Regions from separate parts of the Homo sapiens genome. Here regions 1 and 3 are each linked to region 2. Evidence: chromatin loops called from intact Hi-C (ENCODE). Cell type or tissue: heart right ventricle. All regions are shown on one strand.

Region 1 (8,000 bases), 130 kb before region 2:
AGCTAATTGAATGGGTAGTTTTGATCTGGAAAAAATTTCCAAGGCCAGCATCATACACAGATTTAAAAAGTACTACCTTTCAAACCATGTTGGATGGATGTGAAGATATTATGCCTGAGAAAGCTGTGTGAGATACTTCAAAAGTGGTGCTAGTGATGACAAAGACACCAATGTTAAAGATGTAGAAAGTATATAGAACAAAACTATTTTATGGACTGGAGTGGGGGGAACACCTGTAGTGTCTCTAAATTAGTATTTTATATACTGTGACTTTAAATGTGTATGTTAAACTAAATAAATATAAGACAACATATAATATTTCATCCACATTTCTAAAGTTCATAAATGGAACTAAAGACATTTTGAGAGCTATGGCTTCAGAAACATGGGGGATAGAGCTTTATACTCAGAGACATCTACATTATATTAAATATGGCTAATAGGCATTTTTAGCTAAAGTGAAGACTGATAATCTTCCATATGAGAAGTTCTGCATAAAGACGATACAGACTGCAGGGGATTCAGGAATGCATGCATATTCAAAACGTAATATATAAAGAAACACATAATTCAATGTGTTTGTGATGAGAGGATCAACACAAATATTTGAAAGGAGAAATGTACCTAGGAAAGGTGTTCTTTTCTTATTCTCTCCCCATATCAATAAAGAGGACACTTGCTGATCAGATGGAATGAGGTGAGGATACAGAGTACGTGAGGGGTCTACGAAATGACTCTCACCCAAGCCATACAGATGGGCTGTAACTGTGCAGGGACTTAGTTATCAACACCCAATTTTATCTAAGTAAACTCTTTGCTATCTATCTCTCTATATCTTTATCTATCTATCCATCCATCCATCCATCCATCCATCCATCCATCCATCCATCTATCTATCTATCTATCTATCTATCGACAGAGTCTTGCTCTGTCGCCCAGGCTGGAGTGCAGTGATGCAATCCCGGCTTATTACAATTTCCACCCCCCAGGTTGAAGCGATTCTTGTGCCTCAGCTTCCCAGGTAGCTAGGACTGCAGGCATGCGCCATCACGCCAGGCTAAGTTTTGTATTTTTCGTAAAGATGGGGTTTCCCCATGTTGGGCAAGCTGGTCTCCAACTCCTGGCCTCGAGTGATTCACCCGTCTCAGCCTCCTGAAGTGCTGGGATTACAGGCATGAGACACTGCACCCAGCCTACTATCCCTTTATTTTTAATAATTTGTTTTTTATTAACTGTTTCATTCACATATACGTAGAAAAAAAAGAAGGTGTACATTTTATGAAAAATTATTGTGTTGTACCACTTCCACAAAGGGGCTAAACTACTAGATGTTCTTCTTTTTCTTTTTGAGACAGTCTCGCTCTTTCGCCCAGGCTGGAGGAGTGCAGCGGTGCGATCTAGGCTCACTGCAAGCTCCCCCTCCCGGGTTCACGCCATTCTCCTGCCTCGGCCTCCCGAGTAGCTGGGACTACAGGCGCCCGCCACCACGCCCGGCTAATTTTTTCTATTTTTAGTAGAGACAGGGTTTCACCGTGTTAGCCAGGATGGTCTGGATCTCCTGACCTCGTGATCTGCCCGCCTCAGCCTCCCAAAGTGCTGGGATTACAGGCGTGAGCCACCGTGCCTGGCTGATGTTTTTCTTTTAGTAGGAAAGATGAAGTGTAATTTAGCTCCTTCATATTCAGGAGTTAGTTGTTTTATTTTTCCCTCTAAGTTATAGAATCAGTGAGTCAACAAATAAGAATTTACCTTCAGACAATTCATTTAACTTAAAAATATTCTGCTTAAATCCCAGCAGTTTGTTGGTTGTAAAGCAAAACCAGTTTAAATAATGTAAATGAACAAAGCATCTTCTGCGCTTAGCAAAAATTAAATTAATAGACACATAACTTCTCTATTAACACCCTGTCGTAGCAAATTAGCATGACTAAACGAGATATTACTTATAAAAACAACCCCTTCCATTGGCAAAGTCAGGTTTAACTTGCTGAGTGTTCATGTTTTATTAGGAGCTAATAATTACAGAGAAACTCAAATATATTAGACAAAGTTATCCAAGACAAATATTTTTTTCCTAATTTGCAAACCATGACAGTGAATGGCACCAAAAAAAGAAATGAATGTAATCACTTACCAAAAGGTGGGAGATCCTTTACGGGCACTTTCTTCCGTGAAGGATAAAGGGACACGGCGGGAACCTGTAGTCCCTGGTTGATTTTATGTGCTGGTGGTGGCTGCTGCTGGGGCTGTGGCAGGGACTGAGCTTTCTGTTGTGACCCTGCCCTTGGAGCTACTGGAGAGGTCTCGGATTTGACAGGCTTTTTGTCACCAGGATTCTTAGGCACTGATAATTGTTTGGGTTTGAAAATAGAACAAAGAATTTTAGATGCTAGTAGGTATGTAGAAGATAATTCTAGAACTGTGTGAGCATTTTCTGCAGTTAGAATACTAAATTAATGCACACCTTTCTTCCTGTTGCCTTTATGAAGCACAGAAAATGGATGGGGGACCCTAGTTACAGAAAATATTAGATATGTGGCAGGACAAAGGTATCTACTTTATGAAGTCAGCAATCTCAAAAGATGATTGTACTATTAAACACCCCATTAAAAATATAGAAAAATGTGGGTAGTTCAATATGTTATATCCATGTATATGAAAGAAACAAATACGTGATAAAAGCTACAACAGAAAAGTCATCAGGCACTATTTTTCTAAAACGGTGTCCCAAATTGTTTGACATGTATGTGCTAAGTTTTTATTTAATAAATGCTGTCAACTGCAATCTATTTACTACCATATTCCTAGGAGGTAGAATTATCTATGCAAGCAAACAGTAGCCAATAATGCTTCAGTATCATACTGAGTATATATTTTGTGGTAGATAAATGGCAAAGCAATTTAGGACAATAAAATGTTGTATATGTAGCATTTTAATATTAAAAACTCAATGACATATGTATGCTTCCTCCCTTTTACACGCCTGGAAACTAAGGATTAGGGAGGTCAAGTAAGTTGCCTAAGGCTGCAGCTAGTAAGAGGAGACAAACAGGATTTGAACTCAGACCACTCTGACTCCAGAGGACAAGCTCTTCACCATGACACAGTGCTTCTACAGCATCCTGGGTAAATCTAATAATCCAAATCTTCTCAAATCACCTATCTAAATTAAATCCTACAGAAGACATCTTCAAACCTGCCCATAAAAGACACAGGTGTGTACTGAATGGAAAATGCCTTTGTCTTTTAAGTCAAGATGCAGATTTAGAAAAAAAAAAAAACTGCCCCATTTATAGATTAACCAGATTTTTAAAGGCTATTGTGGTTCACTGTGGAGCAGAATCATTGCTCTAACTAACTGGTAGCTGAATTTGTTGTTCGGTGTTGTCTGGGCTAGTGGTTAAAAGGCAGCCAGCACACCCAATTTTATGCCCTGACTCCCCTCAGGTTGCCCATACTTTGGGGGTAGCTTTGTGAGAACGTAAGACATGTAAATGGGAGCCATATCTATATATGCGTCTGTTGCATGTGTACTGGTTGTGTCCAGGTGAAACTAAAGTAATGGGTTGCCTTAGATGTGGACAGTGTCATCTTCCACATACTAACCCAGTTGACATGACGGCCTGGCCGTGCACAGTGCTACCCAGTATTAAATATTAGCATTCAAGGAAAAGACTAGTATATCTCAGGATTGCTAGCTCCCCCTCTGCACTAAGCCTTATTTTGTCACTGCCCATACCACTGCACAGGAAACAAATCTGCATCCTAGCCAAAGTCTGCAGCCACTTTAAGGAAAAACTCACATGTGTTGGTTGCTGGCTCACACTGCAGAGATAATGTCTGAAGACTCTCCTCGTCCATTTCTAGCTCCAAATTGGAAAGGTACTGCTTCACTTTTCGAGCCATTTGGGCATCTTCATAAAGCTTTTTGGCATTGAGAAAGGAACTACGACGTACCCGCTTTTTATGACCACCTGTCTGAGCAACATCTAGCACTGTTGCATTTGTACTACCCTGGCTGAGAGACCTGGAAGATGAAAAGGTACATATGCAGCTCACTCTAGCATGGGAGTACTTTATCTATTTAAAATGTGCCAAGACTGATATTAATAGTCTATGTTCAAAAGGTCACATGCCTCATTCCAGTGAGTAAACTGTTACACAGGAATATAGAATAATACAGATTTTAAAAATTTAAAGAAAATTACACATAATATACATATAAAAATTTATGTTTGGCACCTGTTCAGTTCCAACTAGGAAATTCTACTTTTCACTCTATAGAGCATTTAAGGCAGTTCTCTCACAGGTGCCAGAAAACAATAATTACATGTAAAAGCTCATGCAAGAATACACAGCTATAATCATTAAGATTTGCAACATTAAAATTACTTCTCCTAAAGAGGATATTATACATAAATTTAAATAAAATTAGCTACAATGTTCAAAATTGTCTTCTTATGCCTTGAGTTGAATGTGGTGAGTTTTTAAAGTAATACGGTCAATCTGTTAATAAAACAATCATGCAAATGTAAACATATATGTATGGAAACCATTGAGCACATGAATTGTTAAGAATTATTTTTAAAAAGGATTGGTTTATACAGAATGAAAATAGTAGTTAGTTGAGCTGTAAAAAATTTGGGTTTAACACCTGGGGGCACCTATTTTATATTAAATATATTTATTTCTCACATATCTGTGAAATATTTTAATTGCACAACTTTTCCCTTCTAATATCCTTCCTCCCCTCCCCCTACTTTGAGCTTTCTGCATTTCGAGACACACCAATTATATGAAAATAAAATTTTTCTAAGAGCTCAGAAAAACTGGCCTGTAGTTCCCCAGAACAATCATCAATCATTTCACAGCTCTCATGGATCATGACTTCAAAAGCAAAAGCCCCAACAGATTAAACTTGAAGTCAATTTGCCATCTGAAATTCTGCTACAGCACGAGGGTTAAGGAAAAAAATGCAAAAATGCAAAGCATCAGAAAATACAGCAGGTAAGAAAACAATGCAATGAGCAGAATAAGAACTGTGTGTGGGTATGCAAGGTCTCCACCACTTACCCCAAACTCCGCCATTTCTTCTTCCTGTAAGTGAGAGCCATGGAGATTGAAGCATGGGTGTAGAAAGAGAGACAGAAAGATCACAAGCTCAGAAAGAAAGGACTAGACTTCTGGATAAGCAGTTCTAGAAGCCCACAAACATTAAACTGCATAATCACCTCACACACGCAACTTTACTAGAAATATTTTTCTGGCTTAAAAGACACATACATTTAAATTTTTTGTTCTAGAATTAAGACTGACTTTTCTCTCTTTCACTGAATTAATCACTTTTTACTACACTGCTAGCTAAATTTGTTGTGTGGATATTGAGACAAGACTATTTGGGGTATTTACATATTTTAGTGCATACTACTAGCTATGAGTTTTAGCTCTACAAGTCAGTGTTCTGAGAAATAAGAAACACATAATTGTGTCTATTACATTGAAAATGTCTGAAAGACAAACTGTTTTTACTGACAGCCGAAAGAACACTTTATACAGAATAAGACATTTATTCCAAATTAGAGCTCACAGGTGATTCTCAGCACATCCTACTATAATTTCTGCCGTACTACAAATATAAATACTCAAACTTTAAAAAAATCATTTATTGGGAAGCTCTAAATTTAACCTTCTCTACTCTCACACGTGCCACTGAAGATGACATACTCACCGAGTCCTGAACATGAGGGCAGGGTCCATGTTCACTGAAGCCATTCGGCCAACGTGACGAATTTCTTTTGCAATCATCCTTAGCTTCTCAAAATTGACCAGCCCGTCTACTTTTGAGTCATTTCCTGAAATTGACAGAGGAGGAAAAGGAAATCACATGGCATTTATTCTGTGCTTCTTCAAGCAAAGATGGAAACCCTCTGCCTTATGTTTACCTTCGTGAAGGAAGGTGAGATCCTTTTTGATAACTGGGAATAGAGGGATTATGGGAGGTTGTAGATTTTGACTATTGAGAACATTACGATATTTTGCCATGTTTCTGGAAGGATCAAACAGGTCTTGGAGATCTTGAAATAGTTTTTCGTATTTATTGGGAAGTTTCTCCCAGGTCGTTCGCAGTCTTGCCACTGGTGCCAGGTTTAGGCCACTGAGAGGAGAAAAAGAAACATGGTATAACAACTAAAGTAAAATAGTGTACAGATTATTTATTGACATATAACATCTCTATGTTTATGCTTTATATGCATAACAATTTACAGAAGGCTGCATAAGAAACTGTTCATGATAATTCTGGGGAATGAGATGGCACAGGGAAGTAGGGTCAGGGTCAAGCCAAGGCGTTTTACTCTTCTCTTCCGTATAGACCTACCTCATCTGTTTACTATCAGTAAAACCACCTGAATGTAAGTATTGATGCTTTGTTTCCATACACAGCAGTATGTACACATAGCAGTGCTTAGCCCATAGCGGCCATTTGATAAAACCGACTGAGCAAATATCCTCTAGTAATAAAATAAAATAAAATAAAATAAAATAAAATAAAATAAAATAAAATAAAATAAAATAAAATAATATAAAATAAAATAAAATAAAATAAAAGCTATGATAGTAATGAGAGTATGACTAAACTCCCAGACAGAGAAAATGACTAATTTAATAATCACCCTCAACATCAATATAACTAATTGTTGCCATTTTTTTTTCTTCTAACCTCAATCTAAGCTCTTAAAAAAAGGGAAGAAAATTAACATTTCCCGGCCATCTGCTTTGTGCTATTTGATGGAACTCCACACACATTACATCATTAATCTTGTTGATAACTCTTTGCGGTATTGTTATTTCCACAGAAAAATAAACTGATATTGAGAAAAGTTGAAACAAACTTAAAAAAAAAGTGGGGGATATAGATTTTCTGAGCTCCAAATCAGAACTTCAGATGCTACCAAAATGTTTCCTGCTTAATGGCTTCTTCAAATCTCTTCAGGTTGGCACAGCTGTTTTTTTGATACGAGAGATTTTAAATTAAGGATTAAGGTTAGGATTCAGAGAAAAAGAATTGTCTCTTATGAGTCAATTAAAACCTATAGCATTTATACTAATTATATGATGTTCCTGGACTGATACATATTTTAAATCTGTGAACTGAACTGAATCTTAAGAAAAAATGTGCTCTCTTACCTGATGATTGCAAACATTGAGTTAAAATTCTTGCATTCCCTACAGTGCAGTGCTATCTTGATGAAATGCTTAATGATCTTCATCCTCTTCAGCTGGTTTGTTTCTCTGAGAATTTCAGATGCTACCCAAAATGTTTCCTGGTTAATGACTTCTTCAAATCTCTTCAGGTTGGCACAGCTGGTTTTTGATCTGAGTTTAAATAAATCATCTATATATTCAGTAGGTTCAATGTTGCGAAAGAGTTCAAAATTTCGCATAGAGAGCTGTGTTGCAACTTCCACAGTGCTGAGCTGAAGGAGGGAAATTTGACTCTCTCTCAACAACTCCTGAGCATCTTCATCTGAACAAAGAGTTTCTGTTTCCATGTTGTTTTTCAGATAATACCTATGAAAAACAGAAACATATCAGAGTCAAAGCCTAAGCAGCAATCTCATGATATTCCTTGAAAGAATAATGCTACTTTTTATGGAAAGTTTGAGAGAGCACTGATTTGAATTATGGAAGATTTCTTTTTAACCAAGACAGACAGCACAGCTGCTATCTCAGTTACCTGGTCATAGAACTGTCTATCCAGAAGTAGGTGGTAGAAACAAACAAATCACATGGAATTTCACTCGCACTAGTTGCACTTTCTATCCTTTCTTTTCCTGATTTCTGAAGTATTTTACCCTTTTTGTTAAAAATAACAGAAAATATCCACATTTTTAGTTTAAAAAGGGACTAGGCCCTAAGGCAGGAAGCAGGAAAGATTAGACCCAAGTACGTCATCACTCTTATTTTCCTTATTTTCTTATTTTCTTATCAATAATCTGTGA
Region 2 (8,000 bases):
CCTATATAGCTCTTTACATGAAATAAGAAACACTTAAATTTGTCTTCACATACAAGTGGCCAATAAACATACGAAAAAATGCTCAACATCAATAATTATGAGAAATGCAAATCAAAGCCACAGTGAGATACCATCTCACACCAGTCAGAATGGCTATATTAAAACGTCAAAAAACAACAGATGCTGGACAGGCTGTGGAGAAAAGCAAACGCTTATACACTATTGGTGGGAATGTAAATTAGTTCAGACATTGTGGAGAACAGGTTGGACATTTCTCAAAGAAATAAAAATAGAACTGCCATTTGACCCAGCCATCCCATTACTGGGTATATAACCAAAGGAAAAGAAATCATTCTACCAAAAAGAAAACTGCACTTGCACATTCATCTCAGCACTATTCACCATAGCAAAGACATGGAATCAACCCAGGTGCCCATCTGTGGTGGACTGGATAAAGCCAATGTGGTACATATACACCATGGAATGCTACTAGCCTTAAAAAAGAATGGAATCATGTCCTATGCAGCAACATGGATGGAGCTGGAGGCCGCAACACAGAAACCGAAAACCAAGTATCACATGTTCTCACTTATAAGTGGGAGCTAAACGTTAGGTACTCATGGACATAAACATGGCAACAACAAACACTGGGGACTACAAGAGTGAGGAGGAAGGAAGCGGGCAAGAATTGAAAAGCTACCTATTGTATACTTTGCTCACTATCTGGGTGATGGGTTCAATCAAACCCAAATCTCAGCATCAAGCAATATACCCTTGTAACAAACCTGCACGTGTACCCCCTAAATCTAAAATCAAAATCAAAATTAAAATAAATAATCCCACTTGAAAACAAACAAGTAAATTTGTCTTCAGTCTCTGCCACATAGAACCACTCATCCATTGTTTTACCTCCTTTCACTACTAAAAAAAACCTTGCAAGCTCTCAGAGCAATCACTTAACTTATCACGCAGCACCGGCAAGCAGAAAGTAGGCCTGCGATTTTTAAACTCAAGTAGCTCATTGTTTGTCACGAGAATCATAATGAGAATAGTATTTCAGCCTCTCCAAACTGATTAGTTAAATGTCCTGTTTCTCCACTTATTCTCATTATAACTGCCAGCTGTAATTTAAAATGTGATTATTAAGAGTACCACAGCACAATTTTAATTTTTAAATTATGGATACAGTTGGTATCAATGAAGGAGAAGCACTAATTGTAAATGGACACAGTCAACGTGGTGCAAATACATGATATGCACATTTCTTTCAACCTTCTGCCAGTGTTACCTGAGACCTAATTTACCAACAGTCCCAGCTTTCCAACCAAGTTATACAGCTTTGTAAAGTAGAGCTCTCATCAATGCCACTATTACCAATGCTTCTGTAACTATTTCACTCCCTAAACTACACTTGCATTCTAGATAAATTGATCTCATTCTTTTACCCTCACTCAAGCTGTTGGTTATGTTTGAATTGTCCTCGCTGAATCCTATCTCTGTGCCATCACTCATGTTCTTTATCATGTCCACATTTTCTTTCTGACCACTTTCCAACAATCTAAACTATAAACCCAACTCAGAAAATACCCCCTTAAAAGCCACCCTTGATGACCTTCCACATACATTAAAATACCCATCTTTGAAATGATTTTGCATTCTGTATGGTCTTTGCCATGTCAATTTACACCGTACAACTTACTTGTTCAATGACACTCAGGGAATTTTTTCTATTTCCTATGCAACCGCCTCATCGCCCCAAGCAGATACTAAGTTACATGATGGCAGGGGTAGATCATCTTGCTTCCTTTGAATATTCCAGGACTCAGTGTAGAGACCACACAGTAGGAGTGTGGTCAATGCATGTTTCAATTAATGTTTTAAAATGAGCAGGATAATCCATAGATAAGCATGGAAAGGGCCCTTGAAGCAAACCTCAATTTTGATGGCACTTCACAGTACAGCAGTTCCCACTGCCAGTACATTTTCAGTGACAGATAAAATTTCTTAACACACTTGTAGTATAGATTATTTTGCCTACTAAGTCTGATGCCCAAATAACCTGGTATTTCAGACCCTAGAGTCCATGCATGAGAAGCCTCCACTCTCTGTATAGTCTTTGTCCTAATCTCTCCGGTTTCCAGCCTTAATTACCAACCTCCTATTGGCATCTTGGAAATTCCTAGACTAATAGCTACCCTGGGATTAATTTCCCTTCAACCTTACAGTCCCTACCTGGTCACCACATAAAAGAAAGTGAAGAGATTCCTCTCCAAATGCTCTATATAAAAGATATAAAAAGTTTTAAACTATCAGAGCAATAAAGATGTTGTTTATGATTAAATATGGTACACATGACTATTTCTATTAAAAGGCCCTTCCTTTGAGACTTCTATGATAAAATTGATTTTATTAAGAAAATCAGACTAAACATTTCAATAGCAGTGATTTTTTAAGACTGTGACCAACATAAAAAGAGTTTCTCTGTATAACAATGGTTCATGTCTTAAATATCTAGCACAGGCCAGGTGCAGTGGCTCATGCCTGTAATCCCAGAACTTTGGGAGGTCAAGGTGGGAGGATCACTTGAGGTCAGGAGTTTGAGACCAGCCTGTGCAACACAGCAAGAACCCCATCTTTCCCCCAAAATATTTTTCAGATCAGCAGGGAATGCTGGTGTGTGCCTGTAGTTCCAGTCACTTGGGAGGCTGAGGAGACAGGATGGGTTAAGCCTAGGAGGTTGAGGCCACAGTGAGCTAAGATTGCGCCACTGCACTCAAGCCCAGATGACAGACTGAGACCCTGTCTCTTTAAAAACCAAACAAACAACAACAACAAAAAACTGGCAGTGGCTCACACCTGTAATCCCAGCATTTTGGGAGGCCAAGGTGGGAGGATCACTTGAGGTCAGGAGTTCGAGAGCAGCCTGGCCAACAAGGTGAAACCTCATCTCCACTAAAACTACAAAACTTTGCAGGATGTGGTGGTAGGCACCTGTAATACCAACTACTTGGGAGGCCGAGGCACAATAATTGCTTGAACGTGGAAGGCGGAGGCTGCAGTGAGCTGAGATTGTGCCACTACACTCCAGCCTGGACAACAGAGTAAGACTCCACAACTCCCTCCCCACAAAATAAAAATTGTATACTGTTTTTTCTCCTTTTGCAAATAGGTTTTTTAATGACTGATAAATTAGTAGAAAAAGACTCTAACTCAATGAGTTAACATAAAACCTAGGTAAACTATCTCCTTCTTTAACAAATAATCTAAAGAGCTAGATACACATTTAGAAATACAGCCTGAACCTATCTTTAATAAATTCCTAGCCTTCTGGAAGTCAGCAGGCAAAAAATAATATGTTGGTTCATTATCATATTGTGACTTTATTAGGAAATAAGCTTCATCATTCATAGAATGGGGTAATTTTAGACAAAATTTTAAATTCCACAATTTCTATTACAATTTTTTAAATATACTGATTTAGGGTAATTAGGGGCAATGAAAATTGTCAATGTTTTCCTATCCATTAGGTACAATAGCATAAAGCAAAGGTACATTAGAAAACCATTTCTAAATCTGCAACCTCATAAGATAATCTTCATCTACTGCTGTCTAGCCCCACAGCTGTTGCAAATGATGCCTTTGAAAATATTATGTAGGAAAAACTCCTTCTTCTTACTACCCTCTGCCTGTCAATTATTTTAATAAATCAACCTACAATGACTATGGGTGTAATCAGCACCTCATAAAGTTATGCAGCACACAACCTTACAACAGTGTCCACAATTGCTTCACTCATAGATCTGAAAAAACACATCACAGTTTGCTCTGTTTCTATATTCACCTATGGCAAATATTCTCTCTCACCCCATACACTCCATTCTTAAATTACCTTTGATAGCAATCTTCCATTGATACAAAGAAACTGAATTCATTTTAAATAAGACTTTTAAGAAAACAATAACTATAAATTGTACCTTGCTTCAATACAAACTGTAAATCAAATAAGAGTTCAGCTCTATCTGAAGGCAACAATATATGTAACAACATAAAATACATGGCATTACAGGCACTTGTATAAATATCAATGTTTCAAAACTTGACAAATTTCTAGTAGATTAAAAATAAAACTCACAAAAACAACATTCATAATCACTGAAACTGCTTGAAGTGGAGAAGAGTGAGCAAGCTGTCACTGACAGTCACATAGGAATTCATAAGCTCTACAAATCTTAACAAGGAACAATACTCATGTTCAAACAACCAAAGTAAAAATACATACCCAAACCACCCTCATCTATCTAGGAAGATAACAAAAACAAAAGAAAAAAAATTAGAAAAACATAAAATGCTGACTTAAACGTCAACTGAGGATTTCAATAAGGCTAATTAAATCTGGAAGCCAAATGACAGATTTTCTGCCATATATATCATCCTTTTCACCGGATGAAATCATGTGTCAAAACAATTTCATAAGAATTCATCAAAAATATAAAAATGTTGTTCAAGCTACTTTGGTACTTTCAAGGTGAATTACCCGTCAAAACGAGTTGGCACTTTCAAGAGAATGCTTGGTTGACTTATTATATACTGATAACCAATTTCCAGGCTTACATGATAAAAACTTGGGGTGAAGAATAATCTGTAAACTAGTTGTTTTATAAACTGGACTGTCAGTAATACCTAATCCATATAGAACCTCAATATTTTCTGGGAAGAGAAATATATATTGAATCACTAACGCCAATCTTCAACATAACACCATTAAACTCTTTCTCATTAAAACAATCTCAGTCCTATTCCTAAGGCAACATCCCCAAAGGAAACAAGCAACTTGGACGGTGCAAACTGTCAGCAGGTGCAACATGAAGGAATAACCTATATATAGTACTGGCTTGTCATTCCGTCGGAACCGCCATTCCCTCTTTCACCCTATTAAAGTACTAACTGGCAAGCACTTGACATCCAGCCAGAAAAAGAATAACTTATGTCATCTTTTAAAATAATTAGACGTAGAGTCCAATGTGCTCAAGAAATAAGTCTGAACTGCAAGAACTCTTTTTTCTAGAATAGCAGTCTTCTGAACATTAAGTTCCCTTTCCAGAAGTTAGAACAAGCTGTTACTTGACTACTTGATAATGGCTGGTAGTCAAGGACGACCACTACTGGCTTCTTCACTGTTCTAGGGTTTCAGTCTTATGGATTTAGTTTGTACAACAGACCCTGTATTAAGATGATGATAAAGTCACAATCAGTGCTCTTTTTAAGACATAAATTTCAAATTACATTTGCTACAGCATTATTTATAATAAAATGTATTCTTTAAAATTATTAACTAAATTGTGGAAAGTTCAAATAGCTGAATGTTAAATAGGCACTAAAAGTTATAAAGAGTAAATCTTTTTTGAAGAATTTTTAATATTATAAGGCAACACATATATTCTTTAACCAGAATAAGGAAGACATTAAATTGTATTTAAAGCATGATCTTAAATACAAGCATATAAGTGTAGAGAAAAAAATACTATTAAAGAATGATTATCTCCGATGACAGGATTTTAGCTGATAATGTTTCTTCTCTTTATTTTTGAAAATGTATGTAGTAATTACTACTTTTATATTAAATTATATGTAATTTTTAAAATATGCCAATGCTTAAATACCATTTGCCAGCACCTTCTTTTAAGTTCAGAAATAGAGTCAGACATAACCTCCAAAAAGGGACCAAATAATAGGTCCTGAGTCTGAAGGAGTGGAAGAGCTTTACGATTCCAATGGAGACATTCCTGCCGAAAACAGAATTCCTAGAATTATCGAAGCTGGTTCACAGGGTCACTCTAGGCTTTCTAGGCAGATTTCCAGGAGGTACAACTACGCTCCATCCTGTATTACCATCGTTTCCTCATTCATAAAATACAGGTAATAACTGTACCCACTTCAAAGGAGAGTTATGAAATCATTTAACATATACAAAACATTTAAAATGGTGCCTGGTAAATGGAAAGTACTGTAAAAGCTTAGCTATTTTGTCGTCATTCTTTTATTACTATTATTTTTACTACTACAATTATTACTATCTTTACTACTACTACTACCACCACCACCAATGCTAGCATCATTTCTAAGACTATTGCTACTACAGAAACAAGCAGGCAATAGAGTGTCCCTCCCTCATGTGACCATTTTCCAAAGAGACTATGTTTGCCAATTTGACCTCAAAGAAGTAGAAGGGCAAAGAGGCATGAGAATCGCACCCAAGATTATTTTTAATTAAATGCAACGTGCCTCTGGCACTCCTTCACTAGCATTCTGGCCACCAAAAGCCCATTCTACTCACGTCAGCTACCACACCCAGGCTGATCTTTCTCTACAGTGCAAAATTACCTCTCCTTGTTTCAGACTCTGACCTTTTATAAAAATCTGTTCACATCTTTCAAATAGATTCTTAATATGACCCTGACCCAGTCAGAATATTTATCAACAAGACATTACAATATTTTTATAGAAGAGCTAAGTGACAGAAAGGGGCAATCCCTGTACTTTAGTCGATTCAAATAAAATATTTATTTAGTAATTTAAAATAAAAATACTTAAAATTTTAAAACCTTTAGTAAAAATTATTTACTTGCGAAAAGCACACAGAAACGTAACTACTGAAACTCAGTAGCTGACACCCTTGGGGAACCTGAATCTAGGCAATCATGTATGTAACAGATGAGCCCTAACCCTTTCTGGCCACAGCTGGTTGGAACAGAGGAATACATCCGCCCCAACCCAGGCCAGTCAGATTGTATCCTGAGGAATCTAAAGACAATACCAGCACTGCAGTCAAAACAATGTAAACATTAGGGACATAAGGCCATAAGTGAGTAGTCAGCACATACAAGCCAAAGACACAGGGAGAAAGGAATTAACAGCCTTACAGAGCAGGTAGCCAATCCACAGACAAATGCAAAAATGAAAGGCCATATGGTCTTGAGAAGCAAAAAATGTCAATGAAAGTCCCTGGCTTTCCATTTCTAGTCCCATGTGGTCTTAATGAACTTTCTTTGCCTCTCTTTAGATGTTTATGAGACTGCCTGCTATACTCTTTAAGTTCGTCCCCCTTTATCTAAGCTATCTTGAGCTGATTTTATTCCCTAGGAGCAAATGTGCCCTCAACACAGCTGACATGATCATGTAACAAATGCACATGTCATCAGCATGTTTTCTGTTCTTGCCCTTTGTTAAAGAGATTGGAAAAGTATATACAAAACAAAGTTATTTCTTAAAGATTCATGCATCAACACCCCAAAGTACTGTCTTGCTTTGTATCAGCAGAAGAGAACACAGGAAGAGAAAAGAATTTTAGAACTGAATTCTGCAAAAGAATTTCAAGCTTCATGGATAATCTATTACAGAATGTCTATACAATACCTGCTTCTTGGAAGAAACATGGATTCCTTGATGAACACGGAACCAGAAAGAAGGATATACCAGCAGGTCCCAATATCATCAGGGCTGAAAAGAAAAGGTAACAGAATCAGATTGTTACCTATAACAACAACAACAAAAAATTAAAACATATAGCACAAAGTGCAGCACCCATATTACTTTTAAAATAATAAAGAATAGCATACAACACATTCATAAAAATACCATTATTCAACTACTGAAATCATTTTTACAAATTACTTTGTATCCCTGAAATACACCAAATATATTTATCAGTACATTTAAATGTTTCAAATGTTCCTTAGACCTATAGCATCTACCATTCTAAGTTTTTTTACTTTTTTTGAACATGAAATACTTTCACTTGCTTCATAAAATGAAAAAATACCCAGAGCTATCAGTGAAACTTACTATTTCTAATCATTTTCCCTGTCCAGCAAGTTCTCACATTTCTCCACTATTTCTTCGGTATTCTTTTAGAATTTCTTTATGTATATGCACACAATAATGGACATATATTCTTATCCCTCCCATCATCTTTCTTCTTTGTTACAGAAAAGACAGCACAC
Region 3 (8,000 bases), 180 kb before region 2:
GACAACATATTGTCATGAGAAACCATGGAGACCAAAAGGAAGTGACAACCACATTTTTGAAGGGCTACAAGAAAAGAACTGACAGCATAGAATTTTTTTTTTTTTTTTTTTTTTTTTTTTGAGACGGAGTTTCTCTCTTGTTGCCCAGGCTGGAGTGCAGTGGTGCATTGGGCCTAGTTAATTACTAATCTCAGCTCACTGGAACCTCCGCCTCCTGGGTTCAAGTGATTCTCCTGCCTCAGCCTCCTGAATAGCTGGGATTACAAGTGCCTACCACCAAGCCCGGCTATTTTTTGTATTTTTAGTAGAGATGGGGTTTCGCCATGTTGGCCAGGCTGGTCTCAAACTCCTGACCTCAGGTGATCCGCCCACCTCAGCCTCCCGAAGTGCTGGGATTACAGGCATGAGCCACCGCGCCCCGTCAGCACAGAATCTTATACCCACCTAAGTATCCTTCAAGATAGTTTAAGTTCCTTTTTTCATATGAAGTCTTCAAAATCCAGTATGTGTTTATGCTGATACCGCATCTCAATCTGGACTAGTCACATTTCAAGTGTTCAACAGCCACATATGGGTAATAGTGGCTGCATGGGAAAGCTCAGAGTTAAACAAGAAGGTGAAGGAAATGTTCCCAGATGAGAACGAAGACAGGAAATTGTACTGATGACACACTCTGAATTCCAGAGGCTCAGAGGAATGACTGAGGGTCACAGAGGTGTGGGAGCATGAGTCGGATGAGAGAATGTTCTGAACCCCATGGGAAAAACGGTAGGAGTAATGAAGGTTGACCTTGAAGGCTTGGACTTGGACTTTCAGTAGTAACTGAAGTAAACAGGTCCATAAGTGCTGGAGGATTTGTCCCAGGGCTCTCCTGCAGGGATGGGATAATCACCTCTCATTATAGCCTGCTCTAGGGCACTGGTGCCAGGCAATTTGTATCGGAGACAAAGAGAGAATGGAGGGATGGGGCCTGGTGGATTATCAGAGCCCTTGGGCTGTGTAGTGCTCCTTGGGTCCTGCCGAGGGAGGGCCTCAGGCTGGGGGAGAACCCAGAGTGCTCTCTGTATTCCTGCCCCAGTCTTGCTGCTGGCTGTGCGGGGTAAAAATAGAGGAAGCATGACGGGGAGTGGGGGGCTGGGCAGGGTTGGTTACTAAACAAAATAGCATTTTACCTGAGAAAAATAACACAGAATAGTGATACTGATGGCTGTCCTTAGCTAAAGGATGCTGACAACATTTTAAAAAGGAAATGAAATAAACAGAGCAGACTCAAGAAGGGGTGGAGAGAAGGCAAGAAAAGAGAAGCAGGCGGGAGAGGAAGAACAGAGGGTGTGGAGCAGGTCAGGAAGAGGGACTCAGAGGGGAGGAGTGAGCAGCAGGAAGCCTTCAGGCATTTTGTCCCCCTTGTTTCCAGGGACCCTAAGAAGATCAGATATCCATGGACTGGTGGCCCCTGTCCTGCAGATGGTGACCGTCAATGCCTAAGATCCAAGCCCTGCTCCCAGGCACACCCATCTAGACCCAAGGACACTTTCTCATTGCTGACGGGCTAGGCTGGCTGTGTCCCGCTTGGGTCTCCCCTGCTTCCCCCACAAAATCATGTGCATCCACAACTTATCTCATCTGTCCTTGGAATAAACCATAAATCCCTTCTTAGCATCTGTTTCCCATCAGAGTTCTTCCAAGGAGAGGGGCTGCTCCCCAGCCCTCAGCCAGCTCGTTCCCTCCAACTTGTCTTGTCAGTGCTGACTGTCCGCCTCAGAAATGCACCTCCCAGGATCAGAACAGTAGCTGCAGCATCTCCAAAGGCTTAGCTGCACTCCAAGCTTGTCCTCGGAAGTTTAGAAATGAGGAAATAGCCAGCAGCTGTTCTCAACGAGAAGGTGCAGCCAGCGTCCAGCCAGCAGCAGTTCTGCAGGGTGGGAGGTGGAGCGGGGGCGCGTGTGAAACTTCTCCCAGGCAGGTCCCCACAAGGTGGGAGAGGCAGCGAAAGCCTGGGGGGGAAGCTTCACTGTGATTAAAATGGTCTGCCTCATCCAGCAGCATCTTTGAGCGAAACATTATCTCAGTCTGTAAAAAAGAAGCCTGTGAGAAGGTTTCACTAGTTAGTCTAATTTTGGAATAGCATTCTACACAGTTCCGAGGGAAAGAATTGACACTTGCTAGATTAATTCAAATTGGTTTAACTGCAAACAGAATCACATTCCCCCAGGGAGTCAGACAACCCCATCTCAGGAAGAAAGGGATGTTTGAGCCTGTCCTGAGCTTGAGCCCTCAGGGTCATGTCCCATCTTTACTATCCTCGCCTCAGGACTCCCCCCCAACCACACTCAAGCCCCAGCCCACTCTGGCCTGACACACCCCATTCAATGCACAGAGGGGGCTGCCAGGACCATGCTGAAGGCAGGGGTAGTCACCTTGCCCTGCCTCCCTCCGCCTTCCATTTAAGGAAGGAGTGCCTTTAGAAGTGACCCCCTCTCAGCAGGCAGATTCCCTTTGGCTTGGAGGCATCATTATCTATCTTTGAGGGGCGTCTTTTGCAGCATCAAATTTTTTCTCCCATTTTTCTTCGGTGGCTCTAGACAGAGATTGACTGAGTGCAAGCCTGGTTCCTCTGTTTACTGGCTGGGTGGTTTTGGACTTCCCAGGCCCCCATTTCCCATCTGTCAAATGGGAATCCTGACAATAGCACTTTCATGATAGGGGTACTGTGTGGGCTTAAATAGGTAAAGGACATAAAAAAAGACCATCTCTCTTGCAGAGTAAACACCTGGTAAATATTCGCTGCTTTTAGGGGATATCTTTGTTATCTGCTGTTCTTTGAGGGTCTAATTCTGGCCTCACTCTATTCTTGGTTAATTTCTTGTAGCTACTAGTTTTACATCTACGTTCATCTTTCAGTGTAAAATGGTCCCCTTTAACCTCCCCAAACAAATGCATTCCTCACTTCTACAGCTACAACCACCATCACCACCATCACCAACTCTTCCTGCGAAGAATCTAAATTAAAAACAAAATCCTTCAGTGACACCAAAAAATTAAATGCCTAAAACCATTATACCTTCCCTCTCTATGGTGGGTTGTTTTTTTGTTGGTTTGTTTTGTTTTGTTTTGTTTTCATAGAGGGTGTCACTCTGTGGCCCTGGCTAGAATGCAGTGTCTTCATATGGCTCACTTTAACCTCAAACTAATACCTGGGCTCAAGCATCCTCTCAATTTCAGCTTCCCAAGTAGCTGGGACCACAGGCACACACACCAACATACCTGGTTAATTTTTTTTTTTTTTTGAGACGGTGCAATCATGACTCACTATAGCCTCAACTTCCTGGGCTCAAATGATCCTCCCACTTCAGCCTCCCAAGCAGCTGGGACTACAGGTGCACACCACTACACCTGGCTACTTTTTTTTTTTTTTTGAGACAGAGTCTTGCTCTGTTGCCCAGGCTGGAGTGAAGGTGTGTTCTTGGCTCACTTCAACCTCTGCCTCCTGGGTTCAAGCAATTCTCCTGCCTCTGCCTCCCAAGTAGCTGGGACTACAGGCACATGCCACCACACCCAGCTAATTTTTTAACTCCTGAGCTCAGGCAATCTGCCCGCCTTGGCCTCCCAAAGTGCTGGGATTATAGGTGTGAGCCACTGCGCCCGGCCCACTTGGCTACATTTTTAATTTTTTAATTTTTTTTTTGTAGACATGGAGGTCTCACTATGTTGCCTAGGCCAGTCGCGAACTCCTCCTGGCCTCAAGCAATCTTCCTGCCTTAGCCTCCCAAAGTGCTGGGATTACAGGCGTGAGCCATTAATCACTGGCCCCCTCCAGCGTTTAATTTCTGGACAATATTGGCTGACTTCAACGTCTCCTCTTAGGGTGAGGGTCTGCCCCTGATGACCCACAGCTTGGACTTTTGAAGAGATCTTGCCCCAAATTTGTCCAAGAATTTTGTGCTAAGGCCAATTCTGGCAACCGGCCGGTCACTGTCTCTCCAGAAGAGCTTAACGCAAAGAGAAGCCTGCATAAAGAATGCTCACAAGCCTAAAATCTCATGGTGGGCCCCTTCTGTGTCCCCAGCTACACAGATCCAGAATATGTTACTTTAAACAAGGTGGCACTCAACCAAGATAGGATATGGCTTCTAAATTAAAGTTGAGCTGAAAGCATATTTTGCTATCTCTATGGAAAGGTTTCAGGCAAACTCACAGGCTACGCAAGGTGCAACAGACACGCATACGGGCTGACCTTTGTTGGCATACAGCCTGACCTTTCTTCATCAGCCTTCTGCTTTTCATTGTTCCCTCTCTGAACTTCTCTGGAGGGCAGCAACGAGCAATGTTCCTCCCAGCAGAGTCAATTTGGGACATCTTTAATTGTCCTTATGTCTGTTTTCCCCAGAGTCAGACGTCCACTCAAGTCCAAGAACATTTCGAAAAGCCAAAGTAAATAAACAAAGAAACCCTTTTCCATGGCTCACCACTTGGTTTTCCCAAAGTTTTTCCCAGCTATAAAAAGATATTTCAACGGACAGGAAATAGTTTCCTGACTGACATACTGTCTCTTGGGGGGAAGTTTAGCTTCTTGTCTACCAACATTTCACGTTGGCTAGAGAATCGGCCCACCTTCCTTGAAAGCCTCCTAATACTCTCTGTCTCTGCAGTAACTAGGTGATCAAGTCATGAGCACCATGACACAATCTGAACCTGGTGATCCTTTCAAAGAATCACTAGAAAATCTCCATCTTTACCCTTAATTAGCAATGTTCTTTTAATTCACTTAGGAAATAAAGCCCAGGCATATTTGGAGATGTTTTTCCCTCTTACAGCTGCTAGAAGTTTAAGACGCAAAATATCTTTCCAATATTAGGTGGTCCATCTCAAAACTACCCACCTCATTTAACAGGGTGTACTTATTAGTTTTCTTTGCTGCCGTATTAAATTACCACAAATATAGTGACTTAAACAACACAAATGTATTCTTTTACAGTTCTGGGGGGTCAGAAATCTAAAATTTGTTTTACATTGCCAGGGCTGGTCTCTTCTGGAGTGTCCAGAGGAGAATTTGTTCCTTGTTTTTTCCAGCTTCTGGAGGTGCCTTGGCATTTCTTGGTTCTAACTCACGTCGCTCTATACTTCTTTTTTTTTTTTTTTTTTTGAGACAGAGTCTTGCTTTGTTGCCCAGGATGGAGTGCAGTGGCACAATCTCGGCTCACTGCAACCTCTGCCTCCTAGGTTCAAGCATTCTTGTGCCTTAGCCTCTCGAGTAGCTGGGATTACAGGTGTGTGCCATCACACCTGGGTAATTTTTGTATTTTTAGTAGAGATGGGGTTTCACCATCTTAGCCAGGCTGGTCTTGAACTCCTGACCTCAAGTGATCCACCCACCTTGGCCTCGCTCTATACTTTTTCTGTCTTCACATCACCTTCTCTTTGAGGGAGGGAGCTATTATTTTGGCTAATACGTATGGCTTTTAATTCATTTTGAATAATGTGGATCACCCTGCACTATGTTTTTAAATAATTTTTGGTTTTATGCATTACAATACAGGTCAATTGACAAAACTAGGTTTTTGTCTGGTGGTCTGCACTATTTTAAATTGCTAATTTAAAATGCTTTCCTTTTGTTTTATTTATTTATTTATTTATTTATTAGATGGATTCTCACTCTGTCCCCCAGGTTGGAGTGCAGTGGCTCAAACTCAGCTCACTGCAACCTCCAGCTCCTGGGTTCAAGCAGTACTCCTGTCTCAGCCTCCTGAGTAGCTGGGATTATAGGCGCACATTACCATGCCTGGTGTATTAGTCAGGGTTCTCTAGAGTGACAGAACTAATAGGATATATATGATATGTAATAGGATATCCTATCTTATATATATATCCTATTACATATCATATATATATATATAAAGGGGAGTTTATTAAGTATTAACTCAAATGATCACAAGGTCCCACAATAGGCTGTCTGCAAGCTGAGGTGCAAGGAGAGCCAGTCCGAGTCCCAAAACTGAAGAACTTGGAGTCTGATGTTTGAGGGCAGGAAGCATCCAGCACAGGAGAAAGATGTAGGCTGGGAGGCTAGGCCAAGCTAGTCTTTTCACATTTTTCTGCCTGCTTTATATTCTAGCCACGCTGGCAGCTGATTAGATGGTGTTGACCCAGATTAAGAGTGGGTCTGCCTTTCCCAGTCCACTGACTCAAATGTTAATCTCCTTTGGCAACACCCTCACAGACACACCCAAGATCAATACTTCGCATCCTTCAATCCAAACAAGTTGACACTCAGTATTAACCATCACAACTGGCTACTTTTTTGTATATTTTTTAGTAGAGATGGGGTTTCACTGTGTTGGCCAGGCTGGTCTCGAACTCCTGGCCTCATGTGATCCACCCATCTCAGCCTCCCAAAATGTTGGATTCCAGGCATGAGTCACCATACCCGGCCAAAACTGTGTCCTCTAATCTAATTTTCCTCAGTCTCTCTCAACCAGGACCACAAGACCTGCTAACAGTATTTCATTCTTTGCCCTGGCCAATTGTTCCAATTCACACAAAGCTAACTGTATTAATCAGGACACTTTTGGTTGCCAGAGTAGCCTAGCTTAATCTGGCTTAAATTTTTTAAAAACGTGTAGGCTCACAAAATTGAAAAGTGCAGGGGTACAGATAGACTTGGGCACAGAGGGAAGCAAGTACTCAATTACATCTTTAGGAATTTTTTTACTTACTCCATCTTTTTGACTTGCTTTCGTCTGTGTTGCTTTTTTTTTTTTCCAGACAAAGGCTAATGTTCCTAAGTATTTGCAAAAAATAGCTACGAGAAAAGGTCATCTTCTAATTGATCCATGTGGCAACCCCAACAGGAGACAATGCCTCTTTCACAAAAGTTCCAGCAAAAATCCCAAAAAGGATTCTTCCCAACCTAGCTGAGGTCATGAGTACAATACTCACCCAGTCATTGTAACTAACAAGCTCTGATACTGTGACTGGCCAGGCCTGAGTCATGTGCTTTCCTTAAGACTAGGATGAGGCCGGGTGCAGTGGCTCATGCCTGTAATCCCAGCACTTCAGGAGGCTGAGGTGGGAGGATCACTTGAGGCCAGGTGTTCAAGACAAGGCTGGACAACATAGGGAGACACCCACCTCTACAAAAAATACAAAAATTAGCCAGGCTTGGTGGCACATGCCTGCAGTCCCAGCTACTCAGGATTCTGCGGTGCGAGGATCACTTGGGCCCAGGAGTTTGAGGCTTCAATGAGCCATGATTGCGCCACTGCACTCCAGCCTAAGCAACAGAGAGAAACCCTGTAAAAAAATTTCTTTTAAACTTAGCATGAGCATTTGACCTATGCCACATGATAAACAGTGAGCATTTGACCTATGCCACATGATAAAGAGGGGTGGTCACTCTCCCCAAAATAAAGGTTTTTTTGTTTGTTTGTTTGTTTGTTTGTTTTTGAGATGGAGTCTTGCTCTGTCGCCCAGGCTGGAGTGCAGTGGTGCGATCTCTGCTCACTGCAAGCTGCGCCTTCTGGGTTCAAGCCATTCTCCCGCCTCAGCCTCCCGAGTAGCTGGGACTACAGGTGCCTGCCCGGCTAATTTTTTTTTGTATTTTTAGTAGAGACGGGGTTTCACCTTGTCAGCCAGGATGGTCTCGATCTCCTGACCTTGTGATCCGCCCGTCTCGGCCTCCCGAAGTGCTGGGATTACAGGCATGAGCCACCACGCCCAGCCCAAGATAAAGGTTAAATTCATAGAAGAAGGAGAAATGGATGATGGTCAAACAAAATTAATACGTCCACTACACCAGGATAAGACCCAAGTGGAACCTTTTTTTTTCTTTTCACCAAGTGGAGCCTTTTCCATGGAGCATCTAATAGTATATCTAGACACAGTTTCTGAAGGTAAAATTATCATTGGTTTCTTAAAGTTAGATTCTCACATCTATCCTTGAGCTATATCGTGTTAATCGGCTGTTTGTGGATGTTCAGACAACACTGGAGTCAGGTGAAAAA

What was found. Hi-C counts contacts between places; a loop is a spot of excess contacts. Peaks named below come from ENCODE experiments on the same cell type or tissue, not always from the same donor. Only the 100,000 strongest peaks of a DNase experiment are listed, where the experiment ranks them.
Region 1: it touches region 2 in a loop (2.0-fold over the local background); 3 of 110 quality-filtered maps call a loop at or near these places.
Region 3: a loop joins it to region 2, with 2.9 times the contacts of the local background. A loop is called at or near these places in 5 of 110 quality-filtered maps.

What each region holds. Positions count from the first base shown.
Region 1 is chr4:159,341,133-159,349,132 of GRCh38, reverse strand. It overlaps RAPGEF2 (Rap guanine nucleotide exchange factor 2), which reads right to left. Exons shown (of 30, transcript NM_001394067.2): 20 at 7,186-7,569; 21 at 5,943-6,154; 22 at 5,729-5,852; 23 at 5,074-5,097; 24 at 3,804-4,027; 25 at 2,135-2,344. Among named protein-coding and RNA genes, the nearest start is that of MIR3688-1, 220 kb to the right of the region's middle. RefSeq lists a silencer at 7,362-7,656. In heart right ventricle, no CTCF peak of the experiment used is centred here; no DNase peak of the experiment used is centred here; H3K27ac peaks cover 3,407 bases.
Region 2 is chr4:159,209,997-159,217,996 of GRCh38, reverse strand. It overlaps RAPGEF2 (Rap guanine nucleotide exchange factor 2), which reads right to left. Exons shown (of 30, transcript NM_001394067.2): 4 at 7,414-7,497. Among named protein-coding and RNA genes, the nearest start is that of MIR3688-1, 85 kb to the right of the region's middle. In heart right ventricle, no CTCF peak of the experiment used is centred here; a DNase peak (open chromatin) is centred at 4,864; H3K27ac peaks cover 5,848 bases.
Region 3 is chr4:159,394,863-159,402,862 of GRCh38, reverse strand. No RefSeq gene overlaps it. Among named protein-coding and RNA genes, the nearest start is that of MIR3688-1, 270 kb to the right of the region's middle. RefSeq lists an enhancer at 341-1,540. In heart right ventricle, a CTCF peak has its summit at 4,302; DNase peaks (open chromatin) are centred at 1,792 and 4,311; H3K4me3 peaks cover 1,031 bases; H3K27ac peaks cover 7,648 bases.